2 separate regions of the Homo sapiens genome follow, and region 1 is linked to region 2. The links are chromatin loops, found by intact Hi-C in ENCODE. Cell type or tissue: heart right ventricle. All regions are shown on one strand. Each heading gives the region's core, and the rest is flanking DNA. Links, peaks and the distances in the headings are about the cores only.

Region 1 (17,171 bases), core at 6,536-9,035, 68 kb before region 2:
GTACTGGAACTCCATGCACACCGGGCTTCGGGGCAGGTGGACAGGGGGGCTGATGAGCCGGGCATACTGGCCCTCTCTCTGGCTGTCACTCTGCAGCCGCAAGAAATTCCTGTCATCTGGCAGAAACAAACCCAAACAGAGGTTCTCCATAAACACTCGGGAAAGACACCAGTGTGCTGCTGTGGCCTCTCCAAGGGAAAGTTGGGACTGAGTTTCGGTGTCTTTGGTTTATTCATGTCCTTGTTCTCCAGGCTCTGTGACCCTTTCTTAAGGCTCCTTCAGAGCCTTGATTCAAATGCTGTGTTTTCTTAAGAGTCTCTAAGTCAAATCGGTCCCTCCTGCCTATTTCTCGGTATCATTTCCTTTCCATCTCTTTCACATGGAGCACCCGGCACAGCTGCCTTATGTCTTGGCTGGTTGTGTGCGTGCCCTTCTTCTCCCTCTAGATTCTGAGAGGCCAGACCCACATCTTATTCATCATTAACTCACCCAAAGGGCCAGTGCAATCTGATGAACTGAATTACAAGGGGACAGATTATAGGGGGTGGGGGGCTGCTAGATTGGAGGGTGACTATGACCAGGTGGTTGATGCTTCCAGCCCTGGCCATCTTGGCTGGGCACTGTCCAAATGGCTGACATTTAAAACCTTCTGTCTCCATCAGTGCTCCTAGATGATGCTTGGGCTCTAGTGACTGTGACTCAGAAGCCCAGTGTCACCTTCAAACAGAACAGAGGGTGGGAGCTGAAAGGGATGATTCAGGGAGGCTTGAACTTGGCCTTTCTGAGACAGCCAGGCACATATGGCTCCAGTGATAAAGGTGCTGTCATTATCATTAACAAAGGCTGTGTGTTTAGCAGAGAATATATGTGTTCTGGGAAATTAAGGGTTTACCAATCCAAATGTTTGGAGAATGGCCTTTTTGGCTGATTAGTTTCAAATTCATCAGACACTCATGTGGAAGACCGAGTTCTTGTTGCTGTTGGCAGACTACGTGCCTTGCAGAACACAGGTGTGACCTGCACCTTCAAATCCAACTTGTACAGGACCATTCTGGCCACTTGTACAGAGAACAAGGTGGCATTTGGTGAGGAAATCTCAGTACCTCTTTTTGGCCCTGAAACATAGGGGCGTCTTAGGCTGAATACTTCTGCAAGATGGCAGGGCCACTTTTCTACCACATATGCAGCATGGAATGTGGGCACGTCAGATGCCTTAGGATCATGTTAGTGTGAGGTCATGTTAACCTGGGACAGATGCACAGAGCTTTCTTACTCCACAGGGACTGTGAATATCCTGGACTTGTCAGGGTAGATGGGCTAGGATTCTAGAGCCTAGAATCAATGCAATACTCCCTGGACCACTGCTTTGCTGTTGTTAATCCTGCTGACCTCAACTTTCTAGGTGAGAGCTGAGCCTGTGCTGGACCTCCCATCAGTGGCCCAGAAACAGCTCTTTCCTTCTTGACTCCCCAGCTGCCTCACCTACCTCCCTGCTCCCCTAAGCTCCTTCCTGTTTAGGCTCTCTGGGATTAGTGCTTCAGAAGCTATGCTTCCCTGAAGTCAAATGAGACCAGTTTAGTATGCGTATATGGGATTCCAGTTTGTGCCTCTTCAACCATCCAAAGCCACATCTGTCTACATACCCTACAAGGTGTGACCTCTGCAAGGCCAAAATCAGCACAGATAACTAAAAGGCAGCTGTCTACAGAAGAGAATTAATAATGGTGTCTGCTGAGGGAGGATACACTGATGCCAAATCAGACCCTCAAAGATCTTCTAAACCTATGCTTCCCCTATCAGATCTTACTATTACTGCTGTTAATGATAATAATTAAAGCTCATTCTTGCATAATGCTTTACAGGTTACAAGCACATTTACATGCAATATTTCATGTCATCCTTTCTATATCCTTGTGAGATAGGACTTACTAACCTTACTTTGCACATGATGAAGAAACTGCTCAGAAAGGTTAAAGTGATTTGTCCAAGGTAGAGAGGCAACTTCAATGGCAGAGCCGAGACCCCTGACTGCAGGTTTTCCACCTTCATGCAATAAGTTCTTTATTTCAGCTGCTCTGCAGGTAGCTTGCCCCAAGTCCTTGCAATCAATCACACTCTGTTTGAGGCAAACTGGCTTCCCCACTGGGCCCGTTGCTGCTTTTTCTCCTCTTAGCTGTAATTCTCCACTCCCTGAACCACTCCATCTACCCCGTCCCTTTGGCTAGTTCTTCTCCTAACTATTCTGGCACATGCAACATTAATCCGCTTCTTTTCTCAACAACTCTAGCATTTACTGACTGTACTGCTGATTTTATGTTTTTAAAAGGACTTCAGGCAGGCCATTTTCCATGGATTTCAGCAGGTAATCACTCACTGCCTGGCATTATAATTTAACTGGTTTTTTCATGTCTTTTTTATCACCCCAGTTATATTGTAAATGCTGGTCTTACAAATAATAAGGTTTAACATTGCTTCTTCTCTCTACCCCTAGATAGTGCTATATATATGCCACTCCTCAAGAAAATTTTGTTTCTATGAATGAATGGATGAATGGAGAATGATAAATACACGGTTAAAGAATGATATGAGGCTATACATTGGAAATGAGGACAGGAGAATCAGCTAGCTTCTCATAATCCCTTAGATATAATCCCTTCACAATTCCCTCTACCCTCCCAAGCCAACAGCCACTTTCAAAGGTGAGGTGCACCAGTAATGACAAGGTGGCTTGTGGAAGCACCCAGTGTACCGAGACACCAGTGAGAACCCTTTAAATGCTCCCACGCTTCCGGTAATTTCCAAGCCCTTACTGTTGCCACCTCATATATAAAGGAAACCAGATTTTAGAGATTTATTATTCAGCCTTCTTCCTTCACAGTTTCACAAATAAGACCCACTTGCTGCCTGAAAATTGTTTGGCAGAGATACTGTCACTTGTGTGAATTTACATTCTTAAGCGGCAGGGAAATCATGGCATCATGGTTAGAATTTGGTAAGTGAAATGTGTGTGGAAGTGTGAAGAACTGGGCTGAATGGATTGTATCTGGGTCTGTTCTACTTACCCTTCCTGTTACTGAAACTCCAGGCACAGCCAGGCCAAAGGTTTCACAGTCTGCCCCTTCCAGTGACCCACCCCACCAGGTAGCCCCTTCCCCTCTTCTCTCCTTTCTCCTTCTCTCCCATCTCCCTCTCACGATAAAATGACAATCTCTATGCATGATTTAGGGGAACATTGCAAGACCAGGGAGTTAATGCTAGTGACATGCTTAGCACAAGCAGCTGAAGGATCATAATTCAGTGCTGACATCTGAGCTAATCCACTAGTCTGCAGAATCTCCAGACGAGCAGGCCTCTGGATTTCACTTCGTTAAATCATTTGTGCCCCACTTGTCTGTTAAGTGCTATGAGCTCCAGGGAAGAAAGATGATATGTAAATTTAAGGAATTAGCAGTAGACATCAGTCAGAGAGATGCTGAGCTGCAAAGCGCCTGTCACTGACAGAGGCCTGATTAGAACCAGGGACATCATGAAGGAATGACTCAGACCAGGAAAAGCCCAAGGAAGGGAGAAGAAGAGCAGGGGGAAAGGAATGAACACATTGAACACCTGCTGCCTGTGCGCGATCACACGGGAGGCTTTACCTGCCTCCCCTGATGTCACCTTCCCTGTGAAATCTAGCTCTGCAAAATAAATACCATCTTCTCCATTTTCACCAAAAAGAAACTGAGGCTCAGAGAATTGGAGTGACGTAGGATTTGAATCCTCATTGGACTCAGTAAACCTGCCACAGCATAGCTTCTCATCTGGATTGGACTCCCAGCCTAACTCACTAAGCTTTTAAAGCCTCAGTCTTTCCATCTGTAAAATGGATACAAAGACAGTCTTACTGCATAGAGTTGGGGGAAGAGTAAATGGAATGAGCCATGTAAAGTGCTTTGCACAGTAACAAGGACACATTAAGAGCTCAGGAAAAGTTGTTACTATTAATATCACTCTACACACTCCCTCCTATGCTTGCCTTTATTTTACTAGGAAACAAAAAGGATAGAAAGACCACCAATAACCCAGGAAGGCCAATCCAAGACTCAAAAAGAAGTATGTTTGGCATGAGGGCAGTAAAGATGTTCTCTGGACAAAGACTGGTTCCCCTTATCTGCTCTTTCTCCAGAAACCAGCCGGCCCCAAGTTTTCCATCACCACAGGTCTTTTGTGTTGCTTCACAGTAGATGAAATAAAATATTACATGATCCTGGAACAAGAGTGGGACCTCAAGTGATCTTAGGGCAGGCCAGTCCTGCCTCCCGGAGGAACCGTGCCAAAAGCATCCAAGAACAGCTGTCCACCCTTTGCTTTAAATTCTCCAGAGAAGGAGTTTCCATAGGCCACGTCTGTAGTGTGTTTTCTAGGTTACAACCCTAACCATCAGAAACTTCTTAAATTCAGTTTAAAGTTTTCCTGCTGTCATTTAGAGACATTTCCTCCTTCTACCCCTGATGGAGCATAGCCAATTTCTGTTTTCCAACTTAGAGACATTTTCACTTGTGAAGAATTAAGACTCGTAGTCTTTGCTTCCCTAGGAACCCTTGCCCCTTCAAATGTCTACTTCCTAGGGCATGGTTCAAATGTCTACTTTCTAGGGCAGTGTTGGTTTTCCACTGACCCTTCTTCCAAGCTATTATAAATGCTTCAGCTCTTTTAAGTCATGGCACCCACACATAGATATTGAGATCAAACACGTGCTGCAACTGAAGTTTGTTCTTCTGGAATCTCCCGATTTATGGCCCACCACTGTCAGACACAGAAGATGTTCTAGGTATACAGTGGCTACTGATTACTTGGACCGTCAAAAGAGCTGGTATGGTGGGGGCGGGGGGCTACTTTTTTATTTACTTGAACCTTGAGGTAAAGCCCTTTGGATTGTCAAGAGGTCGCCTGAACGTGACAACTGACCAGCTAAGAACCAGCCCTGCCTGTTCTTGTAGCTGATGGCTATGATGCCGGCAATGGACAGCTTCCAAGAAAAAGACAATGGAAAGGAAATATGTTCCATTGCTGAAAGAGATTGAAGAAATAATGTCCCAGAGATACAATTCCTCTCCTCCTGGACCTGACATACTTGGGAGGCATTTCGCTGGGTCCTTGACCCAAAACATCTGTTGTTGCCAATGATACAGGGAAAACAATCGCCTGGGAATGAACAACAGGAGTTCAAAAGGGTGAAGAGGAAGTACAGAGGACAGGGCCATTCAGCATTTTAACCTGCTGCTGTCTCTGGAAAGGTCTCTTGATATTTCACCTGGCGATTTACGGCCGCATCTGGCTTCAGCTGCTTAAGTGTCATGTGAACACGTGACTGCGACTGGCCCAACAGCAATGGAATCAGTTGTGTCTACACCTCACCAAACCCTGAAATAAATCACCAGCTTGATCCTCCTGGCTATCACAAAGCCAAACACACCATCTGTCCAACACGCACATCTCCTGGCTAGCATCTTGCCCTCCTACTAGAACGACCATCTGAAAGAATATTTAGTGCTGTAGGAGATGTAGTCTCTTTGCATAGTCCATGCTTAAAACATGAGTCAGCCCTCAGCTGGCCTTCCAAGGTCTGCCTATCTCTGCTAAGGTCCTCAAATTAGCAACCAGTTAAGGGAAACACTGACTTTGGATAAACTTAGCAAGATGTTCTCAAGGTTTACAATAGACCATTTTGTGGACATGAAGGTTTCAGTCCTAGCCCTTGCAGGAATCTACCCAGAGCTGTTTTTTCACTCTGCCGGCTTTCATGAAGGTTTTGCCATTGAGGCTGTCTTGTCATTCTGCCCCTTCGTTATCAATCCACACACTGCTGGGGGACTCAACCAATCATGATTTGCAGGAAAAAAAAAAAAAGGGTAAAGAAAGCTTCTTCCTGCTGTTATTTTTTTCTGCAAAGCCTGGGATGTTTTTCTACCTTCCTTAAAGAAGGGCCTCTATCCTTTTCTTTTCCAGTTGAAATTATTCCTTGACTATTGGCTTTCTTTTAGCCAAGCTGCTCCTGATCTTTAATTATCTATCATGGTCCAGAGCCCAGGAAGTTCTGTCTCTGGATTTGCAGTGTCTGTGCCCCAGCCAAGCCACAGCAACCTCTTTCTGAAGACAGTTCAATCTAACAGCAATTCAATGGATTGTTTGCTGCCATCGGTCCCACCTGATCTTTTGAACTCAGAGTTGCTTTTCAATTCAGTCACCACTTGCTCACTGTCTAAAATCAAGCCCATTATGAGTAAATTCACTCATCAGTTATTTCCTCTGATTTCTCTGCAACCATCCACTCACCATACCCATCCACACTTCACTTAATCTTCTTGTGTGCGCCTCCACCGTGAATCATGGCTAAGGTCTCCCACTCTAACGGAATTCATTCAATGGCTCAGTCTGCATCAAAATAGCCCCAGTGAGGTGTTAACAATCTTACTTCTTACATTTGAAGGAATAGCCAGCCACTGTTTGTAAAATTTGGGTATTTTATAACATTAAGATTCTCGACTTACTCCCATTTGAGCTTGTTTTTGAGCCTAGAGTAAAGGTTCTGTTCCCTCAATCCCATAGGCTTTGACCAGGCAGTCAAAGCTCTGTTCAATATCAGCTTCGCTTGTTTTCTTTCTATCACTTTCATGATTGAAAGTCATTGAAGTAATACTGTAATCAGATTTCACAAGGCCAACCCACGAATAAAAGAGCACAGATTTAGGGGGAACACACACTGGAGGATTCTGAAGCTGACCTGGCCTAGTACCCTTTACCTCATCTTCTTTGTCTCATTCCTGACAATAAAAATGACACAACAATCACAATGATGATGATTATTGACCTTACTTAGTATTAATATTTACTTACAATGCTCTTTTTGATTAATCGCAATAGTTCCTACACCATCTAATGCCATGTTACTTGCTTACTTTACTGTAGTTATCTAGTGAGGGAGAATGAGACAGCTATAAAGATACCAGCCACTGAACACTCCATCAAGGGATCCCACAGAAGACACATCCCTCCATTACTTGCTTCTTGGTTCATACCAAAACCAGGGAACTAAAGAATCATCAAGGGCCCCTGGTGGTTGCTCTCATGTGAGTGTCCAAAGCACTGGAGCAGTGTTGTCCAATACATTCTGTGATGATGCCGTGTATACAGTGACGTGCCCTGTCTATGCACTGACCAATACAGTGTAGCTACTGTGCCCTTGGAATGTGGCTGGTGGGACAGCAGAACCGAAGTTTTGGCTGTAATCATTTTAATTAATTAAAATAAAATTGCCACACATGGCTCATGGCTACAATATTCAATGCTGCAGCTTTAGATACCTGCCCGCCCTATGAGTTTTTGTCTCGGTTCTTAAAGGCTGGGCTTTGATCATTCTCAAAACTCTGTCTATGTTCAAAGCACCTGAGAATGTAGGAAACATGCCATCTCCTAGTAAGGGGGTGCTTCCTATGTCATTGTCACTACAGAGGAAAGCCAAAGTGGCCTCTTAGAGAACACTGAGTGTTCCTCCGCAGCTAGCAGGGGTCACTGAATTTGGAACAGGGTCCCCAGAGGCTGGTGTGAACACACTCCAGGCAGCTAAGCCACAAGCAAAGAGCTAAAAACAGAAATTCTGACTGGCTTGAAAGACTATCTTGAAAAACAAAAACAGTGGAATGAAACCAGTGGGTGCTTTTCAGCCTTAGGCAACCACTGGCCAAAAAGAACAGAACTAATTGCTTACTTAAAAGGAAAAGGAAAGGAAAAAAAAAGAAAGAAAATATGAGAAAATAATGAAATCAGAAAATATCCGAGGAATGTAAGCAGTTTCCACATAGGGCCCGTGTTGGGTACTTCAACACGGCTAGCTCCTCTCCCATCCACCTTTCTCTTCACCCTGACGCCCCTCACACTTGACAGAGACACCTCCTTTCTTAAATTTCATTACTTCTGTTTGCCTATCTCATCAGGGGATGAAGCATATGGCACACGCTCGTGAAGAGTGGGACGGTCCCCTCTGTGGATGGCAAAGTGTGGCACACAACAGGCTTTCAGGCTGACTCTGTGGGCGCCAGCCGCTCTGAACCCATTAGCAGTTGCTCTGCCCCCAACCAAGCCAGCTGCTTCCCTTCTCCCCAATCCCCTCAGGGCCTCCCCCTCCTTTTTTTTTTTTCCCTATGGAGAAGAAGTAAGGACCACCCTGAACAGAAAGGGCTTTCTCTCCTCTCCTGCTTAAAGCCCAATATCAAGCTCTGTAGGGAGAAGGAAAATGGGAAATACAGAGAACGGTTCATAAAGTCATCAGAGGATAGAGGGAAGGGCTCTGAGAACAATATTATGATTTTGTTTCCTGGAGGCAGGTTATAAGTGCCACTTTCCCAAACTTCGGGATTCCTCTGGAATAGGAAAATAATTACTTTCCCTTTCAATATCTTAAGGGAGGAACAACATTAGATTTAGCAGTTCCTTATGGCCGTAATTTTCTCTCTGTCCCCATCCATTCAGCCAAAGGTTGGAATTCTGCCCACTTTGTGAGCTTGCTCTGAAAAGCCCTCCCAAACCACAGGGTATAATGAATCAACTGGAAGGAGGACAAAGACTAGAATTCCCAACCAGTAGCAAAGGTCAACCATAGGGGCTTTCGGGTGAAGGCCAGGACTGGACGAGGAGGAGGCGGTGGTGAACGGGTGAAGAAACAGAGGTCCAGGCCAGGGTCAAAGGGAGGTCACTTAAGCTCCCCTGGAGCTGTGACTCAGTAATTGGTGGCCTTGTGGCCTGGGTAGGGCTGCCCTCAGACACTCCCAGAGAAAATATGCTTAGAAGAGTCAAGGGAGGAGGCCAGAATCATTAGAATGAACCTGAGGACAGACACTGAATAAGAGCCAGCCAACCTCCCCAGCCTGCAGAGGACCCCGGCTATATCCTTTTATTCCAAGCGCCTCTGCTGAGGTACATACCACACAGACACACACACACACCCATGCACAGAAACCACAAACACACTCATGCACACACACATTAACACTAGAATACCCACACCTACACAGACCCCACAAACCTTCTTTACATTCAGATAAAACATGGGGGTTGGGAACAACCATGAATTAATTGGATGCAGTCTCAAAGGAGTGGAAATGAAATGAAAAATCCAGGCTGGGTTATAAAAATAAGTATTTTTTCCCAACGTGCAGGAGGCTCATTATATTAATTAAACATTATTGCAGTGAACAGAGAAGGGAGGGTGATTAAGGCTGGACTGGGGTAAGTGTTCTCTTCTTTTGCCTGAGGCTGTGGTGATCTTCAGATATTAATCTCTCTGAGCACTCAAATGCTGAAGAGATAAACACTTGAAATATGAAAATGTTTTTCTCCGGATCAGGCACTGTGACCCTCCAGGGAAGCAAGTGTGGACTGTGTCAGGAGGCCAGCTCCAAGTGTTCTCCTAGCATCTGTCCCACTGCCCCCACCGGGAAGAAGGGACACGCCAGTGCTTGGGGTGAGAAGCAGTTCTAAGGAAGCCTGCAGAAGGGAAGGTCCCTTTCCCTCTTTTATTTTCTAGCCTTTTCCTATTGTACCCTGGCAAACTGATCTACTAAATTTCCGGAATTCACCCCTCTCCTCTCCAGTGCTTATGGAGGTCTCAGGTCCAGGCCAGAAGTACAGGAGAATTCAAAGTCACTCAGTGCTGTGCTAGATCCAAGGTGTACCAGCTTGTGAGAGCTGCTTGTCAAGTGTTTTGCAAGCCAGTTGTTAAATGTATTCATTAGTAAAAATTAAATTATATAAAGCTATAATTCAATAAATTGTATTAAAAAACAAAGGTAACAAATCCTCAAAACTCAACACTTGCTAGTTATCTTAATACATTTTATCAGTAGCTATACTTCTGGAGTCATTTCTGTCTACTGTATTTGCACAATGGAAAAAAAAACTATATAATGCTCTCTTACTGACTTCTCAACTCCATCTCCATTGATGTTGTGTTGGTAGCTTAAGCTCAGCTATGGTAAGGGTATTTACACCACTGAAAGTGACAAACGTTAAAAAGCAGTTTATTTTTTAATCCCTAAAAAGCCTATTGTTAAACATTTACCATCATACTGCTGTGAAAGCACGTAACAGCAGAGATAGCAGACAACTCTTGCTACCTGTTTAGAAGGGATAGAGGCAACCCCTTCTTGTCAGCAGTGCCAGGAGAAGCTTCTGAAATCTGGCTTTCTGAAACTAAAATGGTGGGCTTAACAATGTATCCAGGACTTACAGCAATACTCTTCTAGAGGCCAAGTGCCAGGCAGCTCTGCTAGATACCCATGGGTGTGGCAGCATTTTGGTCCCTCAAATTGACTTGGTGTAGAAGCAGTGGCACCCTCAGAGACGTATAAATCAAACTCAAGGCCAGTCATCTCCCAATGAGCCATTTTAGGAACAGTACCCAGCTCGAAGTTGACAAGGGGCTCTGTGATAATAGCAGTGGGTGCTGGCTATGGGAACAAGAGGACACTGACTCGTGCCCCATCTCCTAGGGCCTCCCAATTGTCCCTTTTTTCTTTCTCCTCTTTCTTCTATCTTGGCTTCCGCTTCTCCCTCCCAGCTTCCAGGCTGTGCTGTAATCACAAGAGAGGCTGGGAACCACCAACTGGCTATTCTTTGAGGTGACGTCTTGAGCAAAGACTGTGGTGGTTTGTGGGCAAAGAATAGAGGATTGCTGTGCGGTGGGAAGTTATGAAGCTTGTAAGGGAATCTGGGGTTGAAGTATGTGGAACAAGCTGGCCTTAACTCTTTCATATCTTCACTCACAGCTGGCTTACCTGGAAACGTCCGGTCGTTTGGGCTGGAGCTGCTGGCCCAGGTGGTCCGGAGCCACTTGGCATGGTCATACATCCAACCACAGGGCTCCTCGAGGAAATCGAAGTTGCAATTGAATCCCGAAGGGAGCTGCAAATCTTTGTCTAAAAGGGGAAAACAATAACCCAAAGGAAGGCAAATGAAATGGGTTCAGAGAACAGCCACAGTGGTACTATTTAAATGGCTGGCAAGGCCTGAGTGGAGAGCAGAGAAAGAAGTGGCTTCCTTTGCTTATTCATTTAACTCATCTTGGCGATCGCTGGCTTTCGGGTCAGGCTTTGGTCTCATCCTTCCCAGGCATGAAAGCCAAGTCTGCCAGTGGTTCCCATAGTAAGCAATTATGAATGAGGCTACCAAATGGCTTCAGGCTCTAATCAGCCTCTTCTGTCCACCTCGGAGAGCAGACAAATGTGAAAATTGCTGTTCCCTAAATGCCAGAGAAGAATGTCTCCCCAGTGCCCTGGTGGAAGGCTGGCTCCCAAAAAAAGTATTATCTCATCTCCTGCCAACCTGGCTCTCAGAGGAGATGGGGCAGCCCATTAGCATCCAGAGAGACTGAAATCCCTGGGAGGTTCTGCCCAGTGAGGAGAAAGTGACCTCAGAAACAAGGAAGGCTTGTTTGCTACACTTCACCTCTTTGTGATCCGTCTCTATTTCTGAAGACTGGGACAGTCCAGCATCTCCATGGGGAGGTATGCCCGGTGGGAAATTTGGCATGGTAAGAGCAAATCGAAGGGACCAGACCAGCCAGCTTCTCAGCTCAGTGCTGGCCAGGAGGAAAAATAATTTCCCATCATGCTGAATCCCTGGAGGCTGCGACCCCGGGAGGTAGAGAATGCTTTCCCTATGGGAATCCAGGAACTAATGACACAGTGGTGTCCTGTCTGCTTTGATGGTTCACCTGCCTGAGCCTGAAGACAGAACCAAGAGAGTTTCTTCTGAGGTTCCACCCAGCTCCAAAAATCCAGTATGAGCTAATGCCAAATATGTGACTAAGTGGGGGTGGTGTGGACGTGGGGAAAGAGGAAATGGGAACCCAGATTTGGTTGTTTGCCGGCAGTGCCTGCGGAGACAGTGGAAAAATGTTGGCTAATGTTGGTAGCAGGGAGAAAGTGGGGTCTCTGCCCTTCTCACTTCCCTTCCCAGGGTTCTTAGAGAGGAATTTCCCTGGGGAAGGCTTAGAATGCAGGTTAGGAAGTCTAAAGGGAGCCACGGACTGGTAGAAACAAATTACTCACCCTAGGGGTGAGGAGGGCTCACCTCATGGGGGGCAGGGCACTGCTGGCGTCAGAGGGAGGAGGAAGATTGCCACCAGGCCCTGTAAATGCCTTCCCTTTCCAGGACAGGATATTTAATGTTTGCCCACCCTTGGCCAAAGTCAGCTTGAGTTTAGAAGAGACACATGGAATCTATTACAGAAGCATCAACCTGTGGCTTGGAAAAGTCAGCCCTTAGCCTTTACCACCCCTTCTCCTGACAATTTCTGAATTTCTATTTTTCTCTTCAAAAATACGAAGTAATTCAATATAGCATAAATCCTCTGTAATGTTTACATGTATACTGTATCTCAGGAACCAAATTCTACAAAAAAAACTTTTGCAAAAAGAAAAGGGAGGAACCATCAAAGAAACCTCAAATGAAACAAACCACTAGAAACGGGAAAATCATATTAAAAATAAACTTCTGAAATTTTGCAGCAGAACCCTTAATTTTTCCTTTGATTGTCATTTAGCTAGAACCCCCACTCCAGGTCCCCCAACAAGCTAACTCTGTAAATCCAATATCGTATGTTAACTCCCTATGCATTCCACTTTTGGCTCTCAAACTATCTGAAACATGTCTTGGAAGATTCTCCAAGTCTCCTTCTTCTCTCCATAAAACAAAAACAAGTTCATTAAAATGTCAGAATTCTGTATTCAACTAACCCCGACCAACAGTGTCCCCCACCCACACAATAATATGAAAGCACAATCCCCAAAGCATATGCATTAAATTATTGCTTTTTCAGTCACATAACTTCAGCATTTATTCTTGGCTTTCCTCCCATTCTTCTTTGTAGCCATTTTCTGGAGTCATCCACTCCATCAGTGTAGTTCCTCTAACTGTCAAACGGCTGTGCTTGCAGGTTCCACAGATTTTGCCATCTACCTATATCTTTATGTCTCCATCACTTCTCTAGTCTCTTTGCCAATCTTCCCTCATTTTGTTTAATGAACATTTAATAATGATCAGTAATTTACTGTAAGTTGAGGCTGTCAAGCTTAACATTCTAGCCAAAATGCCAGGTGTTCCAAAATTTGTGGTTTCTTATAAATGTCCTCATACTTGGTGACTTTAGCAGTATGATTTAAAATGTGACTGACTTTTGGATTCTGCCAATTATTGTTTTTATCTAACTTGGATATACTCCGAAGATAAATGAAAAGAATTTCCCATGTGATGGGACCCATCCAGAAATGCGGAGCCCCTGAGTTTTGAGGGAACGGTTGAAGATGCCTTTTTACATTTCCGCCTTTGTCTCTGATCTGCACTCCAGTTATAGAGGATACAGTGCACTATCTTATAGAATCATCACTGTTATACTTTCTCAAATTGGTGGCGGTGAAAGACACAGGGAAACACAATTAAGTCACAGGTAACTGCTGGATTAACCCAACTATCGCGCTCCATCACCCAGATGACTGCCGTATCTTCACTTCGCTGTAGCATACACACACAGCTTAACAGGAAAAACTATCAGAGCTGTGAATTCTAAGGATAAGAATGGTTCTCCTTTAGCAGACAAGCAAGATAGTGAGGGCTCAACAAATGAGACTCCTCAAAAGAGGAGTTCTCTTTGGAGTCATCCTTGTCTCACCTGATGTCTAGTGGGTTCACACCAGTAGGGCTGTACTGGTTGTTACACTATCCAAATGCTTCTACATTGGTTGTAAACAGCCACTGCCCCAAACCCCTAAGTGCCCCCACCTCTCTTACCACTTCTTTGAGATCCCCTGGATCTCTGATCTGGGGGACCACTAGGTCCCTGTCCAGCCACAGGCCAGCTCCCACTCTGACTAGTCCGCACCCATGCCATCTGGAGGCAATTTGTGCTTACCATCCTCAAAGCTGCAGTTCTCCCCACACTCTGTGGCCTCCTCTTCGGTGGGGTAGGGGGTGGTTGTCTCTTCGCTCTTCACAGTGGGTCCCAGCGTCTCTACCGTGGGCTTGGAGTCTGTGTAAGGGCAAAGGAAGATAAGAGAATGCTGTAGCAGCCTGTGTTGCAACCCAGCAGGAGGAAGATGCCAAACATCTCTAGAGAAGGGAAAGAAGATGCACACATGTGCACGGAACTCTGAAGTCATGTCTGTGTGCTGTCAACGAAGTCAGGGGCATCACCATAGTAGAATGAGAATGGTCCTGGGTTGCAGAACCAGCAGTGACAGAGGTAGGGACACAAACCCACATTCTTTACTCCACAGCAGAGGCCCCGAGTTTAGCACAAAAGGCCACGAGACAATAATGGAGGGGGCTACAGGCGACGCTGACTCCAAGGAAGGACCAAAGCACACTCTGGCTCATGTTTGCACAAAACTGGATGGACGGGAATATGGATTTAAAGAGGCTCAGACCCTACATGGTGAAAGTGATTTGGGGCTATGTCTTTAGGTCAGGGTGTGGCAAGTTCAAGTGTTTCCTGGATCCAAACACCTACTGTAAGTGAGGAAAGCAGACGTGGTTGTGAGGGCAGGGGAAGGTTGGAGAGAGAGGAGGTGGTGAAAGCTGGGATCTTACATGCCTGGTTTAAAGGTGGCCTCCATGACTGGCTCCAGCAGACTGGGGCCTGGAGGGGAGGTGGCCCAGTGTGGCCAGGCCAGGTCTTCCAAATCTTTCCCCCTTTCCTTCCCCCAACAAGAAAGCAAAAATCCCTAAGTAAAATCTCCAGACTCTACATGTTGGCAACTTATTAAAAATGTTATACTAAGTAGCACACAATGAACCCTGGCTAGGCCAAACCTGGCTGCAGGCAGGGGGTTTTGACCTCAGCTCTAGGTGATTCATTCACCTATTCATTTGCTTATTTGCTCATGCCCGTCATTCATTCAGCAACTATTGAGGGAGTGAATGGAGCTATGAGTCAGGCCCTGGGTGGGGTGAAAGGGGTTCTGGAAACTGGTGCTCAAGTCCATGTGTTTTGGGGTGGTGTCTTCATCCCAGAGCTGTCCTCCAACAGGATGCCAGTGCCTTGTCCCTCTCATTTCTATACATGCTCCTTTGCACTACTGTATGTGATTAGGCGCCTTTGTCAGGCACCCTTCAGGATACCATTTAATAAAGCCAGGAGCTGGAGGAAATTGCTAAATACGCTGAATAGCTTTTTCACGGTCGGCTTCCCACCTTTCTGCTATTAAATACTACGCACATAACCTTTCATACTTCCCTTTGCTGTGTCTGCCTTTTGCTCACAGTAAATAGCAAATAACCTCGAAGTGTCCTAATTTGTAAGTTCAAGTTTGTCACTGTGTCATAGAAACTCGATTGTAAAGCAAACTATGGGGCAGTAAGGCAAAACATAATTATTTGAAACACAAACCAACTAACAGGTGAAGCAGCCCTGTCAAAGTATTTAGCTGCAGCAGCTCAGCCCAGCCCATTATTTTTCCTGTTATCCTTTGGGATAGGGATGAAGAAGTGAACCGAAGATGAGTGTGAGAAACAGATGGAAATTCGAAAAGCAAACATAGCCACGTGACCTATGGAGAACAGTTTCTGGAAATGTTAGGTAGCAAAATGGGTCAGCTGATTGGTGTAAAGAATGTTAAACCCAGGGGCCAATGAGGCACCGGAGGGCAGGGCGTGTAAATGAAAGTGGAGGAACGGCGGGCACCGAGGCCTCGGTGTTTATACTGTTTGTACTATGTTTGTACTGGGTGCTCCAAGGTAACTGCCCATCAAACAGCAACGCTACCCCTGAAATTGAAACCAGATGTCAGAGACTTCAAAGGAAAGGAGGCTGGGCAGAGGGGAACGCTCCTCAACTCTGATCTTCCAAGGAATGGCCAGGCAGGGCTTTGAAATAAGAAACCTGTCACTGACCATCACCAGTGTAATTTGGGGCATGTTGGGATTGGGGAGCAATGAAGGAAAGAGGTCATTAGCAACTGTCCCACTGGCCAGACTGGGAGGGCATGGCACTGAAGGGCAAGGGATGGGGGGAAGAATGAGGTGGACTTCATCCAGCTGAGTGACCTCTGGCAAGTGACTTCTACCTTCTGGGGCTGTTTCCTTGTCTATGAAAGAGGAATTGGCCCAGGTCTGTGATATTTCCCAAACCACGCATCACTCTCATCATTGGGTTGTGGAATCCGTCGAATAGGTCATGACCAGCTTTTAAAACATACCGACTATAATATTTTGGAGTGCACTTCCATGGTTAAGATGACCATTGCTTTGGGAACCTTTTGTTTCAGTTACAGTTATTTATCATAACAGGTTTGCTGGGTGCAGGCAGTAGTCTAAGTATTTCACATCCATTCATTCATTTAATCCTCACAATGACCCTATGGGGTAGACAGACTATTGTCCTCTCCATTTTTCAGCTAAGATAACCAAGGCGCTGAGAGACTAACTTTTCTGAGGTTATGCAGCCAGCCAATGGCAGGGGCAGGACTTGAACTTGGCAATCTGTCTCCAGAGTCCAAGCACTTACCCATACACTGTACCCCGTATACACCACTGTGTGTGAGTGCTTATAAGTGAAGCGGGTTGTGAAGGAAAATTATTTTAAATTGTGTATCATGGGCAGAAGTGTGTGAAAGCCACTGGCTTACAAGCTCCTGGATCCCCTACAGCGCTGAGCCCCTGATTCCAGGGCACATAAATGAAGCCAGCTTGTATCGGGGGGAGGTTTTCTGCACCTGTGAGAGGACGGGTGACACACGTTTAGCAGGCTGCAGGGAACTTTGGCCTCATCCCCAGGTAATGGGGAGTTAAGTGTCTTCCTATGAAGATGTGTTCGCTGGGGCTGCCTTCAATTCAAAAGTGAGGAGGCTAATTTGGGCCCAATTCCCAGCCCGTGTGCCTCAACAGGGCTCCTCTGCGCTGCTGTAGCCAGCATACAGGCAGCATTTTTCTCCCTGGGAGCCAAAAGCACTTCTCCGACATGCCCTTATTAATCCCTCATGCCATCCTGCCGGCTGAGCCCGTGACAGGTACGGCACAGACAGGAAAATGGGGATACCTGGGGCTCTGGCGGAGGAGGGCAGGATAGCTCAGGCTGGTGGCTGCTCCTGCTGGCATCAGGCTCAGTCCCTGAGCCCCAGTGGCTCCCACAAACTCCT
Region 2 (14,915 bases), core at 9,579-12,078:
GACATGCTGCCTGCTTCCCAACCTTAACTTTTAGGGACCTCGGTAGTAACATGGCATTTCTAAAGTACTCCCAAGTGTCTAAATGTCCACTTGGGAGTTCCTAAGCCACACATTTCCAGGGTGGCAGAACCAATGTTGTAAGACCAGCTGAGTCACCTTGGGTGACTGACCTAACCTCTCTGTGCTTCGGTTTTCTCTCTTTTGCAAAATGGAGATCATAATGGCACTAACTTCCCAGGGCCCACTGTGCAAAGTAAATGGATTAATATTTGTAATGCAATTAGAAGAGTGTTTGTTAAATAAATCCATGACACTGACTTTGAGACTCTACTTGTGTAGCACAGCTATCAAGAACCAATGTGAATCTTAGAACTACTTAGATTTTTTTTTTTTTTACCCTTTTTTTTTTCTATAAGAAAACCAGTTACCGCTATATAAGGTAACAGGCTGATCCTGCGTGGCTGGATGCGAGGGAAGTCTCCACTTGGGGATACAGCTACTATCTTATTAAGGAAGTGGGTGGGGTTTATACATGTAGCAGCTGTGGAAATGGGGAGATCTCCAAGTGCAAGGTAACCCAAAGTCAAGAGTAGAGTTTTGTAGTCCAGCCCCTGCCACCACATGGAAATTCTCCTCCACTACCGGCCTTTGGAGGTAGGTTAATATTCTCTACTTTTCACTCAAGAAGGCTCTTTCCACCATACTGTGGGATCAGCCACACCTTTATTTCCCTGGAAAGGGAATGCCCCTTGAGGTTTTCCTCTGGGGCCAGGATCCACCACTGGTTAGCAGCAGGTCTTGGGGTGAGGGGTGATAGAAGTGACAAGAGCAGGGGTGGGGGCAGGGCGTGTGCATCTCATGGATGGGATACACAGTGGGACAGGACGGTGCTTACTTGCAGTCGTGCTTCTCGATTTCAAAGTGAGGGTTGAAGTTGAGGACAATCTTCTGGTTGGGTTCGGGGGCGTAAACAATCCACTCGCAGTTCTGGTGGGAGGGGTAGTCCTGGGGGTAACCGGGAGAGGTGATATAGCCAGCATCTTTGGAATTCAAACGACCTCCGCACGGTGGGTCTGAAAGAGAAATCAACGACCCAAAGAACTTCAAATATGTTACAACTTTCTTCCCCCCACACTCCCTCCTTCTCTTCTGTACCAGTGTCTGATTAAAACTATTTTACAGACCTTTTATGGCAGTCCAGAAGACTAACCTACTTACTCATTCGGTGGAAGAGATTATTCCGGCTCATCCCTCCCCCTACCCACCCAACTACACACACACACACACACACACACACACACACAGATGAAAGTATTCCAGAACATGGCCATAAATATTCTCAATTACATGGTCTGTGATTAAAAAAACAAGAGGACTGCAAACTCAACATGCCTCCCTGCCTTTCCTGCCTCCCCTCCTTGGCCCATCTTCCTCTCCTCATTCAACCTCCTATCTCTATCTTTATCTCATAAATCCTTCATTTTATTCGGTGTCTCCCAGCCCAGCCCAGGCAGCCAGCAGTCAGGGCTCTGGGAACTGACAATGGTGGTTTTGTGGTGCCGACCCACAAGCGAGCCTGGTAACAATTACATGTGGTGCAGAGGAAGCACTTTCAGCTTTGGGCCAGAACAGGCCCTGGAGGGTGATTGCAGCCTTTTTAAATTTTTTTTTAAGAAAAAAAATGCAAACCCCCCAAACATTTAATTCCATATATACCACAAATTTGATTTATTATTTCATTATACACCGAATGGAAAAATCTGTATTAGAGAATCTACTGGCTCTAGCCTTGGAATTTCGACAAAGGTGCTTTGTGTTGAATGAACATCTGTTTCTTCTGCGCTGTCTGCCCACTGTCCCTCCTGCCTGGTCACCACCACCAGAGTGTGCTGCTGCTTTGTCCAGCCATAACTGGCCGTTTGCAGGAAGGGCTGGCTCCCTGTACCTGCAGTGCCTGGCTGGAGGCAGACAGCTTCATGTGGCCTGGGAGGGAAGGGAGCCACCTTCAAAGGCTCCAAAGGTGGGTGATGACATTTGAGGAATCTCATCTATTCGGGAGTAAAGTTCTGCAATCCCCAGCAGGGATTCTTGGGAAATAGGGAGTTTTGCTTAAATACCACAGTAGAACAGAAGCTGGGAAGGCACATGAGACATGGAAATATTCAGAAGCCTCTCGGAGACCTTCCTGAGATGTGTGTGTCTCTTAGCATCAATCACGATTTAATATCGCCATCTGCATGGAGCAGCATGGGCCCGTGAATTATGTATTACGACTCAGCAGCCGCCCTCCAGGATGGGTCTTTCTCCTGTGTTCACTCTTTGAGGGAACAGGTCATGCATTTTTTAACTCTACAGGTGCACTTTACTATTCCCCATGTCTGTTGGCATTACTATCTCCCAGACCTCTGCTTTAGACTACCGGCCTGACAGGCTTTAAATGCATAAAAGATGGGCACGCTGCACACGGGTGGTTGGGACACAAATCCACACAAGTAGCCTTTTCGGCATCAAGCCTCCACGAGCTCAAACTGTGCCGTATTGAACTGCCCAGAATGGAATGAATTCAGGTCCATTTCCTACTGGGTGGAAAACAAAAGCAGCCGTTTCCTCAGGCTGGTACACAGCACATCATCTTCTTACCTAATGACCCTGCACCCACCCCAGCCCATGAAGACAATGAGCTCATCCCTCCCACCCAGACCACATGAGGCCAGCCATGAGGCCCAGCTCCTCTGCAGCCAATACCCATAGGCTTTCCAGGTGCCCACACCACTCACCCATGCTGGGAACCTAATGTCATCTAGCCAGCCAAATTGAGGCCCGTTGGTCCTGGCTTATGCACATGAAATAGGGTGGAGTGGTCCTCTGAGAAGGCAGAGGTGTGAGGACATAGATCACCAGCTGCTCTTACTCAACTAGCAGAAGGGGGAATTTTCTACCGGGTCCAGCTCCTCTGCCAGATATTTTGCAGAAAACTGCAGCCCTGCCACCAACTCACCCCAAACCACACTTTTTTGCCTTGGAATTCGTCAGAGGAAACCTGAGCTGAGCTCCTGTTTAGTAACTGTTATGGTTTCCACATACTCTCCACTCTCCCTACCCACACTCTCTCCCTCCTTTCCCCATCCCTTCCTCTACTTCTCTCCAATTACTCTTGAAAGGGGAACTTTTCTCCCTCAATTCCCCACACCCCAGGTTTAAACTTTTAGTAATTAGACCAGGCACACAGATCAGCAATAAAGACAGGAAACTTCTTCGCAGGAAGGTTTAATTTCTCATCTACAGCAGAAGTGATCATTTCTTCACCACCACCACACAAAAAAATTAAACTATATATATATCCCATAGCTGATAGTCTGTACTGTCTGCTGTTAAACCAAAAGAAAAAGGAGTCATCCATTGCTTTTTTTCTATCCTTTCTTTACCTGGAGAAAATCAGGGCAGTTATTGAAGTATCAGAGAACTCATTAGAACATCTGCTTCAGTTGTGTGTTGGTAACCTTTTCAATACTTACAAATTTATAAATTCACATTCTTGTTTGGCTTGCATTCACACCCAGAAACACACACAAACATAGATATTGAACATACTTCAAGTACATATACATATCAGTAATTCACACTTTAGTCCTATACATACGTTCACACCTTCTCATAAAATATCACACATCATTTGCACAAACATATATCCACAAAGATAAATACTAGAATTTCTGTTTTTATTTTTCTTGGAGAGAACAGAATTCTTGAAACATATCAGTAAAAATTGTAAAGAAAACACACTTAATCATTCTACTTCTCCTCTTGATAACTGATCTTTCCTTTCTAGGGTTGGGGACACATCATTTCCTAAATACAAACATGTCCCAATAGAAATTAGCTAAAATTTCTTCTGAAGAGCTATACCATCCATTACTTTGTAGGTCTTTATTGTGTTCCACAATGAACTTTATACATGGTTGCTGTTCTGTTTCAGAGGAGTCAAGCTAAGCCAAAGGAGAGTTGAACTCAAGGGCAAAACCCTTAAGGCCAATCTCCATGTACAGAGGGGAAATTGACCCTGTTTGAGCTACTGAGCCCGCTGGGTGAGTTGACAAAAGACTTCATTCTGCAACTATTTTGTGAATACCTTTCACCTGGGGCAAATTCATCACCCGAAGAGAGATAGCAAAATCCAGGCTTGGACTGTTAGAGCATTTTCTCCTATACCTGGGAGGGAAGGCTGAGGGATGAGCCAGGTCAGGTCTGAGAAAGGCCCAAGGCTGAAAGGAATAAAGTGACAGCTCCAGATGTAATTGGAAATAAAGAGAACACTAAGTTCTGAAGTCACCAAGTTCTGATTTTCCTCTTATAAGTACTACTTAGGTGTTTTTATTTGAAATGTAAAATATCAGATTGTTTTAAACTCTTTCTGTCTTGCTCTTTTTCTCCTTCTTAAGTATTGTTGTTTTGCTGGTAGTCTAAGTACCATCTGCCTCTGCCTAGGGGTAACATAGCCCTGAAAAGGCAAAGGGATGTTGTACCCCTTCACTTAGGAACTCACCTTCCTACAGAACCCAATCACTTTCCTTGCGAATATTTAATTTTTAAGAAGTATTAAGAATGGGAAAAGAAGATCTTTTAAAAATCTGGTCTGCCTTCTAGAAAAATGTAGTTGGCATTGTTTTAAAGGAACACTGGATAACCTGAACTTGACAATAATATTTGCTAAATACTGAAGCCTGACTGTAGCAGATAATCTGATTACTATAGCTTACTTCACGACAGCTTGGTAAAAGACCAATCAGATCCCTCGCTTTAGTTGAACTGAAGGAAAAAGTCCTTGGCGAAACCAGGGAAACTTGGCCATTGGCTGAATGTGGGATTAGAGGGCCCAGTTGTTGTAAAAGGTGAGTCTGGGGTGATGGGACTGGGTTACCAGGAAAGGGAGGGATCGACATTAGCAGAAAGATGGGAGATGGCACCCAACTCTTAACTCACTCAATTTGACCTTTCTGGGGCTCAGCTTCACAAACTGTAATTCAAAGAATGGACTGAATTAGGTGTGTAGCTTTCAAATTTATTTGCTTTTTTTGAAGTACTTTTTTTTTTTCTTGAACAAAACTCTACCTAGACCTCCCATGTACAAAGAACATAAAAGGGAGCTCTTCTTGGATGCTGGGAGGGAGGTAGCCAGAAGCATTGTAGTGTCCAGGCCTCCTAGTTCCTGCCCTCAGCTCAGAAGGGCTTCTCTGCAAGTCCACTGGGGCTTCCTGGAACATGGTTTGAAACCCTCTAAATGGGGCATCTCCATTCCCTGTTACTTTAAAATGCTATGGAAAAGAGAAAGAGCAGATGACTAGGAGACATCTATTTCCTATGTATACCTGAGGGCACTTAGTGGAGAAAAGCAATCGGTCTCATTTCCTCTGAAAATAATATACTTTATCTACTTTATAATTTATTTCTTATCTACAGCATAATCCCACTTTGTCCCTATTTCCACAGCATTGTTTTCATTTAATTATTGGTAGCAAGGCAAAGAAGAAACTCTTTCTTCTACTTAAAAAGAAAGGAGGTTGTCACCTTGCCACTTACTCCACCAGGAAGTTTATTAGAAATAGCATTGGAGCAGGATTTAAAAGCCTAGTAATCAAGTCTAGTCTCACCACTAGCAAGCTGTGTGACCTTGGGTAAGCTAGTAGACAACTCTGAGCCTTTGTTTTCTCATCTATAGAATGAGAGGGGTGATTCTAAAGGTCAGTTCCAGTGCTAAAATCCAAAGCCCATGTAGTGAGGTGGGGAATAGATCTTATAACCCACAGATTGAGCCAAGAATTCAAAAGATTCTCTACCCTCCTAGACAATAAGACATTTACTCAAGGTGCTACCCCTGTTCTATCTGCTTGGTAAGCCTGAAACCAAACTCCAGGATTCTTCAGAAAACATGTCTGTCTTGCATTACGGAGAGTTCAAATGTCTCCTTTAATCACATCAGGTCTACTAACACGAGTTTCTTTTTGTAACTGAGTCTGTGGCTGCATATTTATAAATATTATGGATACACAGTTCTGTGTGTGAGCATGTCAACAACAGTGATGCATGAAAAGAAAAACCAAAAGGAGTTTCTTCAAATCCCTCACCCAGATCATCTAAGTCGTTGGCTCAGGGTTTTAACCAAATTTTGCTCACCAACCCGGGATAAGCTGCGTTTTAAGAATTATTTCTGTGAGCTGAGGCTGGATTTTGTTTTATTCAAAGCAACTTCAGCCTGTCACAAGACAGTCTCATAAAATCTGTATCTTGGCTTAAGCTGGGAAGAAATGAGCCAATCCATCAGCCCAGGAATGTGGCTGTTTGACCACTTCCTAAGGCAACTGGGAAGGGATGCAATCTACTCAATTTATGGAGACTGGTGGCAGTGAATGATGCACTCCTGAAGGCACAGCAAATGGAAATCCTTCTGAACTTTTGAAATGATAAAGTTCAAAATCTGAATAAAAGGGCCATCTAGGAGGGAAGGAGAGAGGGAAGCAGAGAGCAGGAGAGGAAGCCAGCATATGAGTTTGGAAATGAATAAAGAATGAAGCAAATTCCCTCTCTTAAAACACCTCCAATGAATTCACTTAGGAGAGAACTGGAAATTGGGTCTGGAAATGGGGCCTTTTGAACATCTCTCCCCTCAATCTAGATTCTAAAAATGAAGCCTCATTTAATCGGTAAAATGTAAGTTTGATGCGATTACCTCTCCTGACCTCGAATCATGCCACCTGTGTTAACCTTATTATTTGTCATCTTATATCATAAACAAATGCAATTCCAATAGGGCAGCCGATATAATGTCATTAGTTTATATTTATGTCCTCTCTTTTCCAGCCCTCATTGCAAATGCAATTTTGATGCCATTGATGAGAGATCTGGGATTACAATTCCTGACCATTTTAGGAGACATTTGGGGAAGGAAACAGAAGAATAATTTTGAGGTCTCTCCAAAAACCAAAGGAGAAAAAAAAGTAATATAATATTGTCTTCATTTATTTTGATTAACTGAAGCTTATGTTGAAACATTAATGGCTCCCCATTGGTTAGCAAGTGAAACCCAAACCTCTTTGCCTAGCAATTTGGGCCTTGAATTGAGCCCAAGCTATTATTTATAATCTTGTTTGCAATTATTTCCCACCATACATTCTAAACTGCAGCTTCTGAGTGTTCCCCAAACCAACCCAGCATCCATTTCTCTACTCACACCTTCCCCTTCCCCTGGTATGCCCTTCCCTGCTCTAAATCCCACCTACTCTCTCACTCCAGGCTGCCTCTGCCCTTTCTCCTCTCCCATACTGGGAGTGGTCTTTCTCCTCTGTGCATCTGAGAGGCTGAAGCTCTTTAGCATCTTCTGAGATGTGTGAGAGTTCTGGAGGGCCTCATCCAGTCTACTGAGCCACCAGCAACTTGAGGTCATGACTCCTTGCTGATCCATCTTTGGCAAGTCTTACAGGATCAAACCAGAACCTTTCCCAAAAGTCAGACTCATCAAGATTTGGTGAATTAACCAATTAAGAAGTGACCAAAGGAACATCAAAGGTATCACTAGATAGGACAGACTCTGAGAGTTCTATCAGAAATTATTCTGCGGCCACAGCTACTGCGCTTCCCTCCCCACCCCCAGCTGTTATTAAGTGCAAATGTTTCTTAGTGGTGAATTGAGAGTTTGAATAACTTGTCTGGGATAATAATACCTAGTCACAAGTAGGTCAAGGTAGAGTTAGTGCGAACTATGTCTCCTAGAACACCCTAAAGCAGATAATAATGATAAATTTCAAAGCACATTCACATTTTATTTTATTTTATTTTATTTTTTGAGACAGAGTCTCACTCTGTCACCCAGGCTAGAGTGCAGTGGCACAATCTCGGCCCACTGCAACCTCCGCCTCCCAAGTTTAAGCGATTTTCCTGCCTTAGCCTCCCAAGTAGCTGGGATTATAGGCGCCCACCACCATACCCAGCTATTGTGTGTGTGTGTGTGTGTGTGTGTGTGTGTGTGTGTGTGTGTGTGTGTGTATTTTTAGCAGGGATGGGGTCTTGCTATGTTGGCCAGGCTGGTCTCGAACTCCTGACCTCAGGTGATCTGCCCACCTCCTCCTCCCAAAGTGCTGGGATTACAGGCATGAGCCACCATGCTCGGCCATTTTATTTTTAATACTAGTAAAATTAATTTATCTCAGGGGTTTTGTCCCCTTCACTCCAACCCCCACACTTCCAAAGGCAACTTTAAATATTGGTTATCTGTACCACCAGGAAGATGCTGACTATTACTTCATCACTAAGCCATTTGTTGGTATTGGATTTTCTTGTGCTTGGTTTCAGCAAACCTCTCTTTACTCAACCCCCTCCTCATTTTCCTTTCTGTAGCCCCTAGAATGCCTTTGGGGAACATCTGTTTTATTTTTTCTCCTGTATCCAAACAATTATTATTAGCATTCGGTCTAGTAATTTGCAATTCCCATTATCTTCTCTGCTGAAAGACTCGCCAGAACTGGTTACTGGTTATCGCAGGATTTGTGGAGGCGGGAGCAGGGTACCACGGCCACGTGCACTCAGCTGGCCGGCAGCCTCGTGCACTCTGTGCTACCGAGAGCTTCTCTTTTGTTATTCCCAGCCCCTCCTTTTTTTCTGGATTAGATAATGACTCCTTTATGAAGACCCAGAGGGAAATGGGATTATTAAGACCCTTGCTGGGTAAAAGCTATTTTGTCTTTATGATGACTTTTTTGAGTTCAGCTGCTGAAGGGCCTTAGTGCCAGAGTAGAAGTTATTACACATTCGGGAGAGCGCCTTAAACACGGTGTTCCCTGCTGAGCACACTCTCAGTGTTGAAGGATGGAAGGGGAGGAAAAGGAAAGGAAATGAGAGATTAAAAAGAAAATAGGAGGTAAGAATACTGAAAACAGAGGAAGAAGGAGGGAAAAAATGCAAGGGAGACATAAATCTAAGATAAGAACTCAGCAGAGAATATTCTCTGAAGAAGAGCATGGCGAGAGATAATATGGTGCTTACAAAACACAGAGGTTTGGTGGTGGAAGAACTGAGAATAAGAATTATTTTTTAAATCTCATAAAAATCAACTTACCACAATGGTTATAGTGTGCTTTCTACGATCACGAGATTCCACTAACCCCACTGAAACAGTTTTAAAGATTCAGTGACTTCAGAATGGGCTTCATATGTGCCAAACAGTATTCTACATAATCTGACATAGCCCAACAACCCTATGAAGTAGGTATTGTTACCAAACACATTTACAGACAAGGAAACCGAGGCACATAGACTAAGTATCTGATCACACAGGATACTGGGATCACAGAGCCAGCAAGTGGCTGAGCTAGATTCTAAACCCAGGCAGTCTAGTTCCCATGTTTCAGAAGCTGGGAAGGCCAGGGATGATCCCCACAAAACTTCTCAGTGGCAAACCTACTTGGTAGCATTTAGGGAAAGACAAATATTTTGCCTGTTTGAAAACCCCCTTTTCTCTGCCTGTGCCAGTACTCTGTCTGTGTGAACAATGAGAGATGTGTTTGAGGCTGGGGTGTGAGTGGGCTGGAAGCACTTAACACCTTCTCCACTCCCTGTACACACAGGCACTCAGCTCCTTGTCATCCTGGCCCTCTTTCCTGTGTTCTGGAAACCCTAGGCATGGGGCCGGGGAGGGCGGGTGATGGATAGGAAGTTCAGGTCTGAAACCATGTATCACAACATCGAAGGGTTTTTTTGTTTTTTTTGTTTTGTTTTGTTTTTTTGTTTTTTGCCAACTCCTATTTCTCTCCTTTCTTCTCAATCCTACTCTTCTCTATCCTAAATGCCACATTGTTATTGTTCTACTGGATAGGAGTAGCATTTTCAGAAATGGGGGATTTATTTTTATAGCACAGCTGGTCTGCCAAAGGTCACATAATTTGGCAATGTTCCCAGTGGTTAAAAATTAATTTCTCCTTATTAATACAACCAAGGTCCCAGAGGATCGGAGCTCAGCCTTATCTAAACTTGACAGCTTCCTAAACCTTTAGAAGATGCTTTCTCCTGGAGGGCCAGCCATGATACAAGGCCACTGTGTCCTGGAATCCTACTCCACTGAATCCTGTTAGGCAATGAAACCATTAAGCCTCTGACCATTTCTCATCAAGGCAGATAAAGCTTTGAAAAATACTGTAGCTCTCCAGGACAAACTTCTGCAGCATCTTCCAGAAATGGGTTAATTAAAAAACAAAAATCAGCAAACAGCCAAGTCCTTACCTGGAAGGAACAGTACAAAGACTAACTTCTGGTGATCAATATACTTATCTGCCACTCAAGGAAGGTATCTCAAAGATTATCCAGTTGCAAGTGATGGTCAGATAATAAAATACCTCAAATATGTTAATAACACTACAAGCCATTGCCCAGATGACACTTTTCAAGTCCTTTCTTGTCAGTTCAAGAAATTAAAAAGATATTCTTCTTTTGCTCTATCTTTTAAGAAAGGAAGATCTCAGCTCAAGTTCCTAAAGTCTTTCCAAACTGGACCTTTGGAGAATATATTTGGAAACCTCTTTACCTGGCTCTTGAATTCTGTCAACTCAGAATTGTCTTACACTCAGGTCATCCTGAGTCAGTTCATTTTCCTGATTGCTTTAGGGAAGACTTGAGTGAAATGAAAAACACCAGGGTCCCCAGAATCATCTGGTCCCTGGTGTCTCTCCTCACTGACCCCAGACCCCTCCCTCACTGTCATTTGTATTCGTGCCTCACTGCATATGAATTGGCATTTGGATTCCTAGCTTTTTCTATGCCTGGAAGATAGGAACTGGCCTTTCTGCTGCAGAACGTGGACTTGATACATTCAACAGCAGGGGATCAGAGCCATTTGGTAGACAGCAGGAGTCCTGTCTGGGTAGCCTGGGTTCCAGTCACTGCAGCCTTCCAATCTTTCATTTTGCCAGTTGAGTGCTCCGTAGCTTAATGTCTGAGGGCTCTATGGGATGACATAAAACTCCAAACCTGATGTGCACTGGCGCATTCACAATTCCACCAGGCACCGCTTGGACGAGTAGGGGCCTGCCCGGGGCCCTTTGGGGAGTGCTCCTCTTGCCACTGTCTTGCACTGTGTGCTCTGCTGGCAACTGGCCACAGCTTCCCTACCTCCAGGAGCTGATCACGGGGGAAAAATGTTTACTGGGTACCCATTTAATGTGGGCATGAGACCAATCCCTAGAGCCCAGAGCAGGCCGTCTGCGTAAAATCTAGGAGTTTACAGTTTACTTGCAAATTATTATGCTCGCCAATGGCCATCTCACATTTTGGGGAGACAGGCTAAAAGAAACACTTCAAACCCTTATCCGGCGCCTAGACCGTCATTGCTTCTCTTTCAGGATTTGTCTGAACCCAGACCTGTCTCCCACAGCCAATTTACACCTCTTATCTGATCATCCAGTCCAGACGGAAGGGTGAATTGACCGAGAATCTGCGCGTGTCCATGGCAATGGCGTTAAAACCCAAGCATAGATCAAAGCTCTCCAGACGAGGAGGGGAGGGGTAGATGGTTATGGGGTCTGGGTTCTTTTGGCCCCAAGCGATGTGTCCCGGAGGTGGGGACATTAGGCCTGGGAGTTGCCACCATTTGAAGAAACCCATTGTCAGGACTTGAATGATTTTCTGAGCAAAACCCAGTCCCCCCGCAGATCATGATTAACTCTAGCAAAGGGGACGTTCGTAGTGGGCGCTGATCGGGAATGGCTAGCGCCAGGGGGCTCTCCTCTCTGTCTGAAACCGAAAGAACAGGAAGTGGAGGGAGGGGAGCCGAGCAGGGAGCACACGCCAATAAACCTGAGCGTGGATCTCCTATCTTTTAGAAGAAATTCAGCCGGAGCCGCAGAAGCCGCAACGCATATGGGCAAGATCCCCTAAAACTTGGTCTGGAAAGCTGATTCCCGAAGGTTCCCCAACCCAGATGATTCCCAGAGGGGCGACAAGTCTATTCCAAATCCCTCCCCCACCTCCAAACACTAGGGCTACCGGCGCCCGCCACCCAGCCGCTGGACGCCTGCGACCCGGTGGGAAAGACCCCCGGCACAGCCAGCCCGAGTCGAAGGGCGGGGGCAGCCCTTCAATCAGAGCGCGCCTTGCCTCCATTAACTTGTGTTGATATTAAAAAGAAATCAATCAGTGAAAATGAAGCATCGGCCGTGAACATTTCTTTTTCTCACGTGGAAAAGCAAAGAGCGAGGCGGCTGGGGAGGGGAGGCGGGAACTCGCCGGCGGCTGCAGGCAGAGGCTTCTCCAGAGACCAGCGCTGCAGCCGAGACCTAACTTTCCGGCATAGGGCAGCGTTGAAGAAATGCCGCAGGCTTTTCCCTGGGGGTGTCCTTAGGAGGAGGAGGAGGAGGAGGGCACAAGCATGGAGTAGTTGGAGGCGGCCAACTTCGCGGAGGCTTCAGCCTCGGTTTTGCTTTCGCTGGGAATATTTTTGCTTAATAGAATGTTTATGGATCGCTGGGCTCTGTTTCTGCTGCGTAGCCCAAACAAATCGATGCGGCGTTAGAGAAGGCGCTGGGGGGCGGGGAAGGGGAGGGAGGGCTAGGAGGAGAGCTGAGGGGCTATCACGTCCCCACCACGTGGATGGCCGCACGCCGCGTGCTCTTCACCTGTTCCTGCGCACCGGCGGGCGCTGGGCGCGCGGCGCTTCTAGAGGCTGTGCAAGTTGCGCGCATTCCTGGGGCTCAAGCTGGTTCCTTCCCGCCTCTCTCCGCCCTCCTCTCCGAAATCCCACCCCAGTTTCCTCTCACCTAGTTGGGCCAGCGCTTGGATTCCCAAGCCAGCCGGCCTCGGCCTCCCGCCACTCAAAGCCGTCTCTCTAGGGGTCGCGGCGAGCCTGCCGCGCAGAGCGGAGCGCAGGGGACTGGCGGGGGCGCCCGGGGCAGGGAGGGAGGCAGGCTAGCGGCTGCACTGCGGTCTGGCGAGGCGGCGCAGTGAGGAGAGGGGCAGCCTGGTGCGCGTCGCCCATGCGGCCTCCCAGCCACGCGCCAGCCCAAGGTGCCGCGCGCCGCGACCGCCGTGTTATTTGCTCAGTTGCTCCCCCGCGCGCACCTTCTGCCCCATCTTGCTCCTTCCCAGAATTGGTTCTCGTCGCCGGCGGCGGCGGCTGAACCAGGCCCCCTTCCCGGCCGGCGCACACCGGGTGAGTCAGAGGTATGTGGCTTGGCCTCGCCCTGGCCACCCGCTGCCGGCTCCCAGGGTGCCAGTGCTTTGCTCCGCCTGAAAGCCTGAGCAGCTCACGGCTTGAGATCGCATTTTGGGGAGCTGGAGGTCCCTGGCAGGTCCCAGCTTCGAATCCCACCCTGAGATCCCACCCCGGGTCCGAGGTTGCCCCGAACTCCGCGCCTCTGGGCTTCTCTGGAAGTGACGCAGCACTGCTGGGGATTGGGATGGGAGGGGGTTCTGCAGAGAGCGCGGCAGGCAGGTGGCAGAGCGGGAGTGGGTCCAAGCGGGTGTCGCGCACACACGTACACACACTCCAAGCAGCGCTCGGGGACAGATGTGCGAACATCTGGGGTAGGAGATGGCCCCTGAGTCTTCACGACCCCTCCCGCTCCGCACAGCACACGGAACCTGAAGTTGCATGTGTGTGCGCGCCAGTGTGAGTGCCAGTGTGTGCGCGCTCGCGCGCTGGGGCCTACTGGAGTCCGTGTCTGAATACATAATATACTGTGGGCATCCTCACGGCGCGCGCGCGTGTGCACACACACACAGCGAATCACACAAACATACATAATTTACGCAGCATCCAGGTCTGTGAGTGGTAATTTAATTCCGCTTCAAGCTGGGAATTTAGAAATAAGGCAAGGGGGAACGGCGGAGGCCCAGAAAATCTCCCCAAGTGGGACCCCCACCCATCCCTTTGGCAGGATTTGCAGCTGCCCTGAAGACCACTTATGGCAAAGAAAGAGCTGCAAACGTGCGGATCTGGGTGGCAAAGGCATTCCTGAATTTTCTTCCCCCCTCAAATAAATGCCCAAGCTTAAAGTGGTGTGTGTGCTGGTGGGGGGCGTGAGGAGAAGGAAGGGTGACAGTACCAGATGCAAGGCTAGGATCCACTAGCTGATGTTCTGGGGATGCCAAGGAGGCTGCAGAGTTAGCTCTACCACTGCCGCCATCGCCTTGCAAGTGCCTTGGGTGAGGGCACTTCAGGAAGGCTTTTTCGCCTTTCTTTCACCCATTTCCTCCATAGATGGTTTCTCCATCTCCAATCACCTGTAGCAGCTGCTAAGAGTTTTGTTGTTAGATTCCAGACACTGTTCTCAGAGGGGTAGGGAGGCTCACTCTAGAGAGTGGTCCGAGAAGGAAGCACAAACCCCACTGCATTCCCCATGGATTCCCCTTTCCAGAGCATACCCCTTGCCGCTCCCCACAAATGCGGTCCCCAGACTGTTCTGGGCCTCGAAATGCTTATCTCCACAGCAGCCTGTCCACACACCCTTTTTGGCAGTGGTTGAGAACAAATTCCACTCAAAAGTTTCTAACCACTTCACAAGAGTGAGAGACCTTCGAGGGCCTGCAATTTGTTTTAGCTAATAATAATTTCTAAAAGAACGTACGATTTACTTTCCCAGACAACACATGGATGAAGAGAGAAGAGACCAACCGTCTTGGTTGCCAGCAGCACCCAACCCCAAGCCCCTATCTCAGCCACAAGCCAACTTGCTCCACCAGCCTGAGCCTTATGATTCTGAAGCATAACCAGTCATTCTCCAAAGAATCTACAGCATCTGAAAACCAAAACTAAACTCTTGTCTTTCCCAAGCCCTTCAGTTAACATTGCTCAATGTAGCTAAGTGGAGGGAATGCAAATGATTTATATTTCACTGGCTAGTTGGAGAAACTCAAGGGAGATGTGTTCTGCTTCAAGA

The links. Hi-C counts contacts between places; a loop is a spot of excess contacts. Peaks named below come from ENCODE experiments on the same cell type or tissue, not always from the same donor. Only the 100,000 strongest peaks of a DNase experiment are listed, where the experiment ranks them.
Region 1: a loop joins it to region 2, with 4 times the contacts of the local background. A loop is called at or near these places in 32 of 110 quality-filtered maps.

The regions. Positions count from the first base shown.
Region 1 is chr2:205,746,619-205,763,789 of GRCh38, reverse strand. NRP2 (neuropilin 2) reads right to left here. Exons shown (of 17, transcript NM_003872.3): 11 at 13,949-14,065; 12 at 10,815-10,955; 13 at 1-116. Among named protein-coding and RNA genes, the nearest start is that of NRP2, 73 kb to the right of the region's middle. RefSeq lists enhancers at 10,306-11,505, 13,765-14,387, 14,388-15,011, 15,012-15,635, 16,602-17,153. In heart right ventricle, for the core only: no CTCF peak of the experiment used is centred there; a DNase peak (open chromatin) is centred at 7,579; H3K27ac peaks cover 1,699 bases.
Region 2 is chr2:205,683,702-205,698,616 of GRCh38, reverse strand. NRP2 (neuropilin 2) reads right to left here. Exons shown (of 17, transcript NM_003872.3): 2 at 896-1,073. Among named protein-coding and RNA genes, the nearest start is that of NRP2, 8.7 kb to the right of the region's middle. RefSeq lists enhancers at 2,319-3,153, 13,491-14,121. In heart right ventricle, for the core only: no CTCF peak of the experiment used is centred there; no DNase peak of the experiment used is centred there; H3K4me3 peaks cover 770 bases; H3K27ac peaks cover 2,257 bases; H3K27me3 peaks cover 247 bases.